2 separate regions of the Homo sapiens genome follow, and region 2 is linked to region 1. A link is a contact called in ENCODE Hi-C or POLR2A ChIA-PET data. All regions are on one chromosome and are shown on one strand. Each heading gives the region's core, a stretch centred on a gene start or an enhancer-like site at or near the end of the contact. The rest is flanking DNA. Distances are from core to core; before and after follow the strand shown. Region 1 holds the start of BIN1 (bridging integrator 1). Region 2 overlaps BIN1 (bridging integrator 1).

The links. Hi-C counts contacts between places; a loop is a spot of excess contacts on that map. ChIA-PET counts read pairs that join two places held with the same protein, here RNA polymerase II (POLR2A). Pooled maps may share reads with other maps.
Region 2: a map of dorsolateral prefrontal cortex shows a loop between it and region 1 (2.2-fold over the local background). The contact joins the enhancer-like site here to the promoter of BIN1 in region 1. A Hi-C loop is called at or near these places in 38 of 168 maps with a recorded cell type or tissue (B cell, CD4-positive, alpha-beta T cell, CD4-positive, alpha-beta memory T cell and 27 more), 27 of 37 single-sample maps with no recorded cell type and 40 of 50 pooled maps. POLR2A ChIA-PET finds 5 or more read pairs at or near these places in 13 of 52 experiments (AG04449, AG04450, BJ and 8 more).

What each region holds. Positions count from the first base shown.
Region 1 is chr2:127,104,839-127,109,949 of GRCh38, reverse strand. It overlaps BIN1 (bridging integrator 1), which reads left to right and starts at 2,796. Exons shown (of 19, transcript NM_139343.3): 1 at 2,796-3,090. The coding sequence starts at 3,007. LOC105373605 (a long non-coding RNA gene) reads right to left here and starts at 2,805. Exons shown (of 4, transcript XR_923311.4): 1 at 2,135-2,805. RefSeq lists silencers at 2,669-2,728, 2,563-2,857, 2,739-2,948.
Region 2 is chr2:127,047,875-127,052,985 of GRCh38, reverse strand. BIN1 (bridging integrator 1) reads left to right here. Exons shown (of 19, transcript NM_139343.3): 15 at 624-731; 16 at 1,743-1,832; 17 at 2,074-2,184; 18 at 2,464-2,565; 19 at 4,353-4,954. The coding sequence ends at 4,460. Among named protein-coding and RNA genes, the nearest start is that of BIN1, 57 kb to the left of the region's middle. Within about 2 kb of position 2,670, at least 4 of the 41 ENCODE cell types and tissues checked have a DNase peak (open chromatin) inside an H3K27ac peak, as active enhancers do; they include dorsolateral prefrontal cortex, gastrocnemius medialis and psoas muscle, where a contact is called at or near this core.

The DNA.
Region 1 (5,111 bases), core at 1,547-4,046:
GATCCGCCTGCCTTGGCCTCCCAAAGTGCTGGGATTATAGGCAAGGCATTATGTCATATTATAGAATATTAAGGAAATTAAGGGGGAAAGAAGTCAGCCTTAATGCCTGGACCCTAACACATCTGCTTCCTTTATGCATTGTTCTTTCAAGACATTGATCATGAGCTTTTAATTTATTTTAATTTATTTTTATATGGTTGCAAGTACAATTTCCTATCTTTTCCTTTCCTTCATAATTATGCCCTAAGCATTATTTTCTTGTTGCTACGTAGTCTCGGTAATGGTTGTTTTAAATGATTCCCAATGGCCCCTCCTGTGGCTGTGCTGTCACAGCTGACCCCATCCCTCTAATGAACACTTCCGTTGCTTCCAATTTTTCTGTCAAGCGATATTTAGAAACACCAGAGTCCAGTGAAGCAGAATCTCCCACTGTTCCCTGGGGGCTGACTGTAATGCAATTTGACTTTGCTCATTTCCTCCTTTCCTCAGAGGAGTGTTGGAAGAAATCACTTTTAGAGAATGGTTAGAAAAACGACCAACAGAAAATGAGGAGGAAGGAGATCATGAGCTGAAAGCATGTTGAGCTTTTAGGAGGAAGCTGCTTTAGAAGCCCAGACTGTGTAGGTTTTGCTTTTGTGACTCACAAATCGGGCATGAGTTTATAATAATTTTGACAGATGCTTTTCACTCATGCAGCGCTTGGTGCTTTTGAGGGCATTGGTGCAGGAAGGCTTGATGCAGAATCTCTGCTTATCATTTGCTGTCTGTGTGACCTACATCAGCGGCGCCTCAGTCTGTCTTCCTGCAGAATAAGAATACAGTCAGCCCTCTGCATCTGTGGGTTGGGCATCCATGGATCCAACCAACTGTGGACTGAAAATATTTGGAAAAATACAATAAAAAGTAAGACTACAACAATAAAATAATATAAATAAAAAACAAGGCCGGGCACGGTGGCTCACACCTATAATCCCAGCACTTTGGGAGGCCAAGGCGGGAGGATCACGAGGTCAGGAGATGGAGACCATCTTGGCCAACATGGTGAAACTCCGTCTCTACTAAAAATACAAAAATTAGCTGGGCATGGTGGCACGTGCCTGTAGTCCCAGCTGCTCGGGGGGCTGAGGCAGGAGAATCACTTGAACCCGGGAGGCAGAGGTTGCAGTGAGCCCAGATTGCGCCACTGCACCCCAGACTGGCGACAGAGTGAGACTCTGTCTAAAAATAAATAAATAAATAAATAAAAAATACAGCGTTAACAACTATTTACATAGTATTTAAATTGTATTAGCTATTACAAGAATCTAGAGATAATTTAAAGTATTTTGGAGGATTTGTGTACGCTATATGCAGATACTGTGTCAATTCATATGAGGGACTTGAGCATCCCTGGATTTTGGTATCCACGGATGTGCTGGAACCAGTCCCCTGGGGGATACCGAGGGACATCATGATAATAGGCCCGGAAGAGGACAGACGAACACACTGGGCCATGGGGCAGCACTGAGCGGTGGTGGAAGAACCCCGAGTAGCCGGAGAAAGAGCAGGAGGGCCTTCCAGGGAAGAGGGAATGGCCTGTGTGAACCCAGGCTGAACCTCTCATTCCTGGGACTCGATTTCTCCATTTGTACAAACTGCTTGGTTTGTGGTCTGCAAGAGCCCTTCCTGTTCCTCCAGGAAGCCTCTCAGGGACCTCTGTCCCTGGCCAGCTCTGCTCCTCTGACCGCTGCGGGTCCTGCAGGCCATAGCCCTGGCTCCTGTGTGTGCACCAGACACGTCTAGGCCTCTTCAGCGGGACCTATCTCTCTGCTCAACTCAATCAACAGTTCTTTAGAAATTTCCAGGGGCAGCAAAGTGCTGTAGCCCCTGACATGTTTTAGGGCTGAATGGGGGTGGGTATCAGCAGACTCAATACGTATTTATTAACTTAAAAGAAGTGTCATTGGTCTATTGGCAAAGCTGGTTAGCAATAACCTTATCTTCTCCAGGAATAATGATCACTAATCATTCCTTCCTGCTGGGGGTAGGAGACAACCCGGCGTATGGTGGTGGAGCACCTGGGAGACAGAGGCAGAGATCTCGTTCCTCGATCCCGGCGCGTTGGTTGTAAAGTAGGAACAGTAATAGCACCTACCTCTAGGGCCACGGAGACCGAATGAAATAATGCCTGTCAAGTCACTTAGTACACAGTAAGCACTCAGTAATGCTAGGTTGTTGTTATTATAATAAATTTTTAGCGAACGGGAAGACCAAGCACCGGTTGGTACTGGGCTAGGCGCCGTAGGCAAAGATGTGGAGATGTCCCGGAGGCGCCTAGGGTATCCGGGCGAAAACCCGAGGGCCGAAGGCTGGGAGGAGGCGGAGCGTCGGGCACCGGGCACCGGGCACCGGGCGGGAGGTGAGCCCCTGGAAAAGGAGGGGGCTCCGGGCGCGTTCTCCCAGCAGCCGCGGCTCCTCTGTTCAGGGCCGCGCCCCCTTCGCCGCACTTTCTCTTTGATTTCGAAAGCACTCCTCTCCTCCACCTAGTCTCCTTTCCTGGGTTGCAGGAGATTACTGCTTGCGGGGAAGACCAAGACGCCAGGCCGGCGGATTAGTCCCCGCCCCGGGGCGGTGCAGCTGGAGCGTCAGGGGAGTCCCGCTCGCCGCAGCCCCAGCGCCGCGCGCGCCCCTCCCTCCTCGCGGACCTGGCGGTGCCGGCGCCCGGAGTGGCCCTTTAAAAGGCAGCTTATTGTCCGGAGGGGGCGGGCGGGGGGCGCCGACCGCGGCCTGAGGCCCGGCCCCTCCCCTCTCCCTCCCTCTGTCCCCGCGTCGCTCGCTGGCTAGCTCGCTGGCTCGCTCGCCCGTCCGGCGCACGCTCCGCCTCCGTCAGTTGGCTCCGCTGTCGGGTGCGCGGCGTGGAGCGGCAGCCGGTCTGGACGCGCGGCCGGGGCTGGGGGCTGGGAGCGCGGCGCGCAAGATCTCCCCGCGCGAGAGCGGCCCCTGCCACCGGGCGAGGCCTGCGCCGCGATGGCAGAGATGGGCAGTAAAGGGGTGACGGCGGGAAAGATCGCCAGCAACGTGCAGAAGAAGCTCACCCGCGCGCAGGAGAAGGTGAGCGAGCCGGAGCCCCAGCAGCCGCGGAGTCCCAGCCGCCGCGGAGCCCCGGCCACCTGTCCCCCTATCCTCCGACCCCGGGGCCTGGTCCTTCGCCAGGATCTGGTGCTGTCACCTCTAGAGGAGCGCTTTCGAGGGGCTTCGAGGTCCCCAGGCTGCGTTCCCCGGCGCTCTGGGTGCCCTCTTAGGTTTGCGTCCTCTGTCTCCCCACACCCGGCCGGGGCAGGACAGGGCCCCGCTTTGCACCTTCGTGGCTCGGCTGCACAGCAGTGGCCGGCCCTGCTCCAGGCTCTTCTCAGGCGCGCGCTCCAGGCTACCCCGCTTTGGAGGCCAAGGGCCGGGAGGCTGGGAGGCCAGGTGGTGACCCTCAGCTCTCCAGGCCCATGCAGGCAACCTAGGCTGGGCCGGCGCTCGGGGCGAGAGGGAGTATGTCCCTCTGCCCCTGGGGACACTATTCCCCCGGACTCCCAAGGCTGCTTCTCGAACCGGCACCCACAGTTCCTTCCTTCCCACTGCTTCTCCACTTTCGTTCTCCGTGGGCCGAAGGAGGGATTGGGTTTCCTTTCCCGAGAGGTGCCTGCGGCCTGGAAGCTCCCGCCCAGCCCGGCCCCACCGGGAGCCCAGGGCTACGCACCCCGCAAGGAGGTGCCCTCGCCCCAGCAGGGGCTTAGCGTTTCCGGCGGCCGGGGAGCGGGTGGCGGCACTGGCTTTGGGAGCCCACGGCCGGGTGGGGAGCTGGCCTGGAGGAGGCGCGTGGAAGGCGCCACAGGAAACCCGACCCCTCCTCGCGGAGAGCTGGAATGGGGGATGGAGCCGGGGCCTCCCAGGGTGCCCAGAGCGTGCAGGAAATGCAGAGATTGAGGGGCGGGGGTCTGCACCCGGTCAGTTGTCTATCCCAAGCCACCTCTGGTTTATTGAATTGGATCACGCCAGCTGCTGACGCCACTTCCCCTGACGACTCCAACTCTGAAATCTGAGATTGCAGAATCTGTGTTTCTGCCAGGGTGGCCCCCCAGTGCCCCGCGGCCAGGCCTGCCCCCTCTCCCACCCGCTGCGCGGCCGCCGGGTGGAGGCGCAGGGACAGGCCGGCCTTCCCCTGCCAGGCCTGGTGGCTGTTTATAAACAATGACTTTTGCTTCTGAGACCCGCGGGCTCCCTAAGGATGCAACCACGTGATTGCTGGGGGATGGGGGAGAGGGGGGCGCCTAGAGCTTCCCCATACCTCCCTCAGAGTCCTACTGCTCATCCCTGTGTTTCCTGGCTAAGGAGGTGGGTGGGTGTGCATTGAAGGAAGGGCCCTCAGCCAAGTCCAGGTTTGCCCAGACCCAGCTCCCCAACCCCCCACCCCAGGGAAGGAGGAGGAGGAGGAGGAGGAGGAGGAGGAGGAGGGATTAAAGCCCCAGGAATAGCTGGCTGGGGGCTGGGAAGACTTCAGGTTGTGGGGTGGGGGGGTGGCAGCACAGATGCAGCCACCCCTGCTCCGGGCTGCCATGACTGGGTAATCCATCTGTGTGCCTGGAGCAGGCAGCCCTGGGCCAGAGCCTGCTTCCTTCCCTAAAGGGCCAGGGAGATGAATGGGAAGGGAGGTTAGCTGAGCTGTGTTCCCTGCCCCCTTCCCACTGGTGTCCCACCCCTTCCTGGCTCCCCAAGGCTCTTGGTGTGTCTCCTTTGCCCTGGTTGTCTTTTCTCTGCAGCAGCATCTTTGATGTCATTCTCGGGGCAGTAGGCAAGGGCTGTGTCCCCTCCAAGGAGGTGGTGATGTATCACTGAGCTCCTGAGACACCATCCCTCTCTCTTGAGCCCCTGTTCTGTGGCCACGGGCAGTTGGCTGACAGTTGGTCAGCTAGGCATGCTGGTCTTGGCCAACAGCTGACCTTGCCCATGCCGGGCTTCCTGGGACTGGAGTTGTTTAGTGTTCCAGCTGCTCTCTGCCTGCCGGAGACTAGTTAGGGACCCTCCCCCCATCAGAAACCAAGGCAGCATGACCATCATGACAGGCATCCAGGCCAGGTCTCTGA
Region 2 (5,111 bases), core at 1,421-3,920, 57 kb after region 1:
ATGGTTTGAGAGAGTCAGGGAAGACAGGGTGTGGCTGAGTGCCTTCTGAGAGCAGGGCCTGCAGGCAGGTGCAAGGCCATCTCACACAGCACCATGTCACTGTCACCTGATAGCTCAGGACACAGAGGCTCAGGGAAGGCTCAGTACTTGCCCAAGAACTGGTCATGGTAGAGCCAGAATTCCAACAGGGTCTCCTGGGCTCTGTCCCTGAGACCCCCTGATACAGGCAGAGATGCTGGGAGGGGCAGGCGGGTGTGCAGGCGCCCTTGGGGCATGCGCTGGCAGCCCAGGCTCCTGGGAGCTCTGGAGGCTCCACCGCAGGATTTCCCTCTGGAGGAAGCCAGAAAGAGCCAGCCTGGTGCGAGCTGGTAGGGCCATTTTGACAAGTGGATTTCGGTAGGTGCTGAGCTTGGGCAGCACAGTCACACCTGCCTGTCCCTTTGACAGTGGTAGGAGAGAGGATGTGGGAGGCGGGTGGCTGGCCGGGCTCCGCTGGTACCCACCCTGCCCCCACCAACCCCAGCCGCTGGTGACATTTTCTCTTGTCTTGTGATCCTGCCCATTGCCTTTCCACCCCGGCCTCCCCGCCCCCTCCCTGTTCTCTCCTCGTGGCCTGTTACCAGCCCACAGAGAGTCCAGCCGGCAGCCTGCCTTCCGGGGAGCCCAGCGCTGCCGAGGGCACCTTTGCTGTGTCCTGGCCCAGCCAGACGGCCGAGCCGGGGCCTGCCCAAGTAAGTGCCCACCTCCAGCCCCTGTCTGGCTTGTCCCCAGTCTCTAGGGGTGCAGCATGGAAGGAGAGCCCCGAGGAGGGGTTGCAGGAGGGACCAGGCCACCATGGATGTGAGGGTGAGGACAGGGTCCTGAGCTAGGCTGCCCCAGCACGGGCTTGTCACCAAGGCTGCCAGGGATGAGTGAGCGCAGCTGGGCGCATCAGCCCCTCCTGCTTGCCCACCCCAGCCCAGCCTCCCAGCGCAGGAGGAGCATTTAGAGCACCTACTGGTTTATGCCAGGCACTTTCCAGAATCTTCTCATTTAATCTTCGTCATCACCTTTACAGCCAGACACTTCCTCCTTTTACAGATGAGGAGATGGGGGCTAGGAGGGTTGAGTAACTTGGTTCCAGCACTCAGAAGTGGCCAAGTCTGAGTGTCGGCCCAGGTCAGCCCAGCTCTGGGGTTCCTGCAGGGCCTGCCGTGGTGCCCGTGCTGCGGTGCCCGTGCTGCGGTGCCCATTCTGTGCCACACCCTTCTTGGATTTGGGCTGCGCACAGGCTGCACCGCACCACCTGCGCTGGGTTGTGCTCAGGCTGGGACAGATGTGTGTTGCTGTCCCCTGCCATGGACTATCTATAGGTGCAGCAAGATCCTGCCACCTGCCGGGTCAAGCAGGGTGGGCGGGTGGTGGCTGTGGCTGGGCGAGGTCTTGGTGCCGAGAGAGCAGGGCCTGTGAGGCGGGGTTGGGGGTGGCACTCTGGGGCTTGCACTGGGCTTCTTCACAGCATTGTCACTCACATCCCTGGGCCTGCCAGCGCCTACTCTTCAGCTGCTTCCCCGGCCCAGGGCCCAGCTTGTCCAGCAGAGGCTCCCTGGATTCTTCGAGGCACTGGGCAGCTCTAGACCCTGCTGCCAGCCAGGCGATGCCCCCGGCCCTGTCGCTTGGGTGCTGCCCTCCTGTGGCCTGTTTCCTGTGTCCTGGCTGTGTCCTGTCCTGTGTCTGACCCCAAGCCGGCATTTATGTTGCAGCCAGCAGAGGCCTCGGAGGTGGCGGGTGGGACCCAACCTGCGGCTGGAGCCCAGGAGCCAGGGGAGACGGCGGCAAGTGAAGCAGCCTCCGTAAGACAGCAGGGACAAAGCCCTGCCTTTTCCTCCCTGCCGCCCGCCTGCCTGTCCGGGGCTCCCCTGTGGCCCCTGCTGGTGCTGGTCCAGGCCTGGCTCCTGTTGAGGAAGCTGGAGGCGGGCCGGTCTGGCACCAGGCGCAGACACCTTTCTCCCCTCCCCGCCCCTCTTCTCCTCGGTGGCCCTGGCTGTCCCTGGACCACCTCCCTGCTCAGCTGACCCGTACCTCTGCCACCAGAGCTCTCTTCCTGCTGTCGTGGTGGAGACCTTCCCAGCAACTGTGAATGGCACCGTGGAGGGCGGCAGTGGGGCCGGGCGCTTGGACCTGCCCCCAGGTTTCATGTTCAAGGTGAGCCCACAGCCTCTGACTGCTGCAGTCCCTCGGTGCCCTGGTGGGCAGATGAGAACCCTGAGCCTCAGGAGACTCTGTGGTTTGCCCAAAGTTGTGCAGGCGCTACTAGGTCACTCCCAGCCAGCAAGGTGGCATCTGAGCCCCATACTGTCCTGCTGCTTTTGAGCACTCCTGGTCTCCATACTGCCACCTGCACCTCCCACACGCAAGGCCCGTGCTCTGTGCAGGGCTGGAGGTGGGACGGAAGGTCTGACTTGCGATCCGCATCCTCTGCAGGTACAGGCCCAGCACGACTACACGGCCACTGACACAGACGAGCTGCAGCTCAAGGCTGGTGATGTGGTGCTGGTGATCCCCTTCCAGAACCCTGAAGAGCAGGTGAGGGCTGGGTGGGGCCGCCAGAGCGCAGGGGGACCACAGGCATCCTGGCTGCGGCTGGCACCGCCGTGGCGGAGACAGGCCAGCAGGGGGCAGCAGAGGCCCGCGAGCACCAGGGCTCCCGCGCCAACTGCTCCTCCCCGCCCTCCACGTCGGGCTTTTTCCTCTCTCCCTCTCCTCTCCCTTCCCTTGGCCCCTCTCCTGTTAGGCCTCTCTCTCTCCCTGTCCCCATACCCGCTTCTTCCTGTAGCCTCTGCTTTCTTCTCCCCACGTCCCCCCTTTGCTCAGGCGCTCTCAGCTCTGCCTCTGTCTCTCCCCTTCTCCTCTCCTGGCAGCTGTGCCTGAGGCCTGCCTCCCTCCTGGGACAGGATGCTTGACCCCTCCTGCCCCGCCCACAAGGTGCCCACCCTGCAGCCAGCCGGAGCACTGGTTGGGCTCATGAAGCCCCGTGTGCCGTCCCTCGAGGCGGGCCCTGCCCTGTGCACGCAGGGCCATGGGCTTCCCAGCTGTGTCCCCGGCTGAGGCTCACCCACGATGCCTTCCAGACCCTTCTCCTCCTGCTGTGGCTTCATGTTAATCTCCTGGAAGTGAGGGCTCCTGTTGAGCCTGGGTGGGTGCTAAGTGTGTCCCTCCTAGGTCTGGGACCCTCCTGGATCTGGGTCAGTTGCCCCTCCCAGGGGGCCTTGGACTCTTGGCAGGAGCCTCCCCGCTGTGTAGAGCCAGCTTTGCTTGTGGGGGGTCGGTGGTGCCATGTGGGCATCTGGCTTCCTCCACGGCTCAGCCCCTGAGCACCTCGGGCTGTGCACAGAGGGCCTGGCCGGCTTCTTCCTGCTTCCAGAGAACATGTTTAGCCATCAACGCTTCTGTGTGAATAGGTTATCAGAGCGGCTGAGGGTGACAGTGGGTCTGCCTGGGTCTTGGATGAGGCCGACCCTACTGGGGGTCCTGGGCTGGGATGTAGGGGTACCAGGTACTTATTGAGGTCCGGGGCAGGAGGCCTGAGTGATGAGGACCTTGTGGGCCTGGCACTGATTTGGCCCTTTCTCCTAAGCCCCCAGGTCTTCATGGACCTCCTAGTGGGCCAGCCCTGGCTGGGTAGGATTTCAAGCAGACTGCTACCCAGAGCCCACAGTGAGAATTGGCCTGGGGCTGCTGGAGGGGGCTCAGATAGGGCATGAGTAGGGTCTGTGACCAGGCTGACAATGACACAGAGGGAAATAACAAAGACCCAGGTAGGCCCCAGGCACAGCCCAGCTGCAGGGGCAGCCTCGGCCCAGCCACTGGCAGGAGTGGATGGCCATACGGCTCCCCGTGACCCACCTGGGGCCAGGGGCCTGTCAGCACTCCCAGAGAAGGCCCTGCGGGTGTCAGGATTGAAGCAAAGGGCAAGTCGAAGTTGGAGGGACTGGTGGGATGGCCCCAAGTCCCTCTAGAACTTGTAACTTGTTGTCACTCCCAAAACTTTCTGGGGTTGTTTGAGAAGCCTGGAATCCTGGAAGGGCTGATGTGCACATCATGCATGCAGTGGGACTCATCAAAACCAGCCACGAATGGTTAGATCCACCTGCGGACGACAGGCTGGCTCCTGTGGTGCCTCTGGGCAGGAGCCTCAGCCAGCAGCATCAGGGAGTGCTGCCTGGAGGAGGTGTTCTCAAGGTGGGCTTGGCAGGCTGAGGCACCAACAGCAGGAGGAGGGGCCGTCTTCCCAGCAGGTTGGAGTGGGATGCGTGCCCTGTGGGGTGGAGCCCCTTGCTCATCCCTGTGCGACCTGGTGCTCTGCCCCTCAGGATGAAGGCTGGCTCATGGGCGTGAAGGAGAGCGACTGGAACCAGCACAAGGAGCTGGAGAAGTGCCGTGGCGTCTTCCCCGAGAACTTCACTGAGAGGGTCCCATGACGGCGGGGCCCAGGCAGCCTCCGGGCGTGTGAAGAACACCTCCTCCCGAAAAATGTGTGGTTCTTTTTTTTGTTTTGTTTTCGTTTTTCATCTTTTGAAGAGCAAAGGGAAATCAAGAGGAGACCCCCAGGCAGAGGGGCGTTCTCCCAAAGATTAGGTCGTTTTCCAAAGAGCCGCGTCCCGGCAAGTCCGGCGGAATTCACCAGTGTTCCTGAAGCTGCTGTGTCCTCTAGTTGAGTTTCTGGCGCCCCTGCCTGTGCCCGCATGTGTGCCTGGCCGCAGGGCGGGGCTGGGGGCTGCCGAGCCACCATGCTTGCCTGAAGCTTCGGCCGCGCCACCCGGGCAAGGGTCCTCTTTTCCTGGCAGCTGCTGTGGGTGGGGCCCAGACACCAGCCTAGCCTGGCTCTGCCCCGCAGACGGTCTGTGTGCTGTTTGAAAATAAATCTTAGTGTTCAAAACAAAATGAAACAAAAAAAAAATGATAAAAACTCTCAGAAAACGTGTGTGTATTTGTTCTCCCTCTTCTTGTCCGTGAGTGCGGATGGAACCGTGTTATCTGTGGCTTTCTTACTGAGATGGTCTGCCCCCGAAGGCCCGCTGCCCTGGGCTGGTGCACCACAGGGCTTCAGCCCCTGTCCCCTGGGGTTCTTA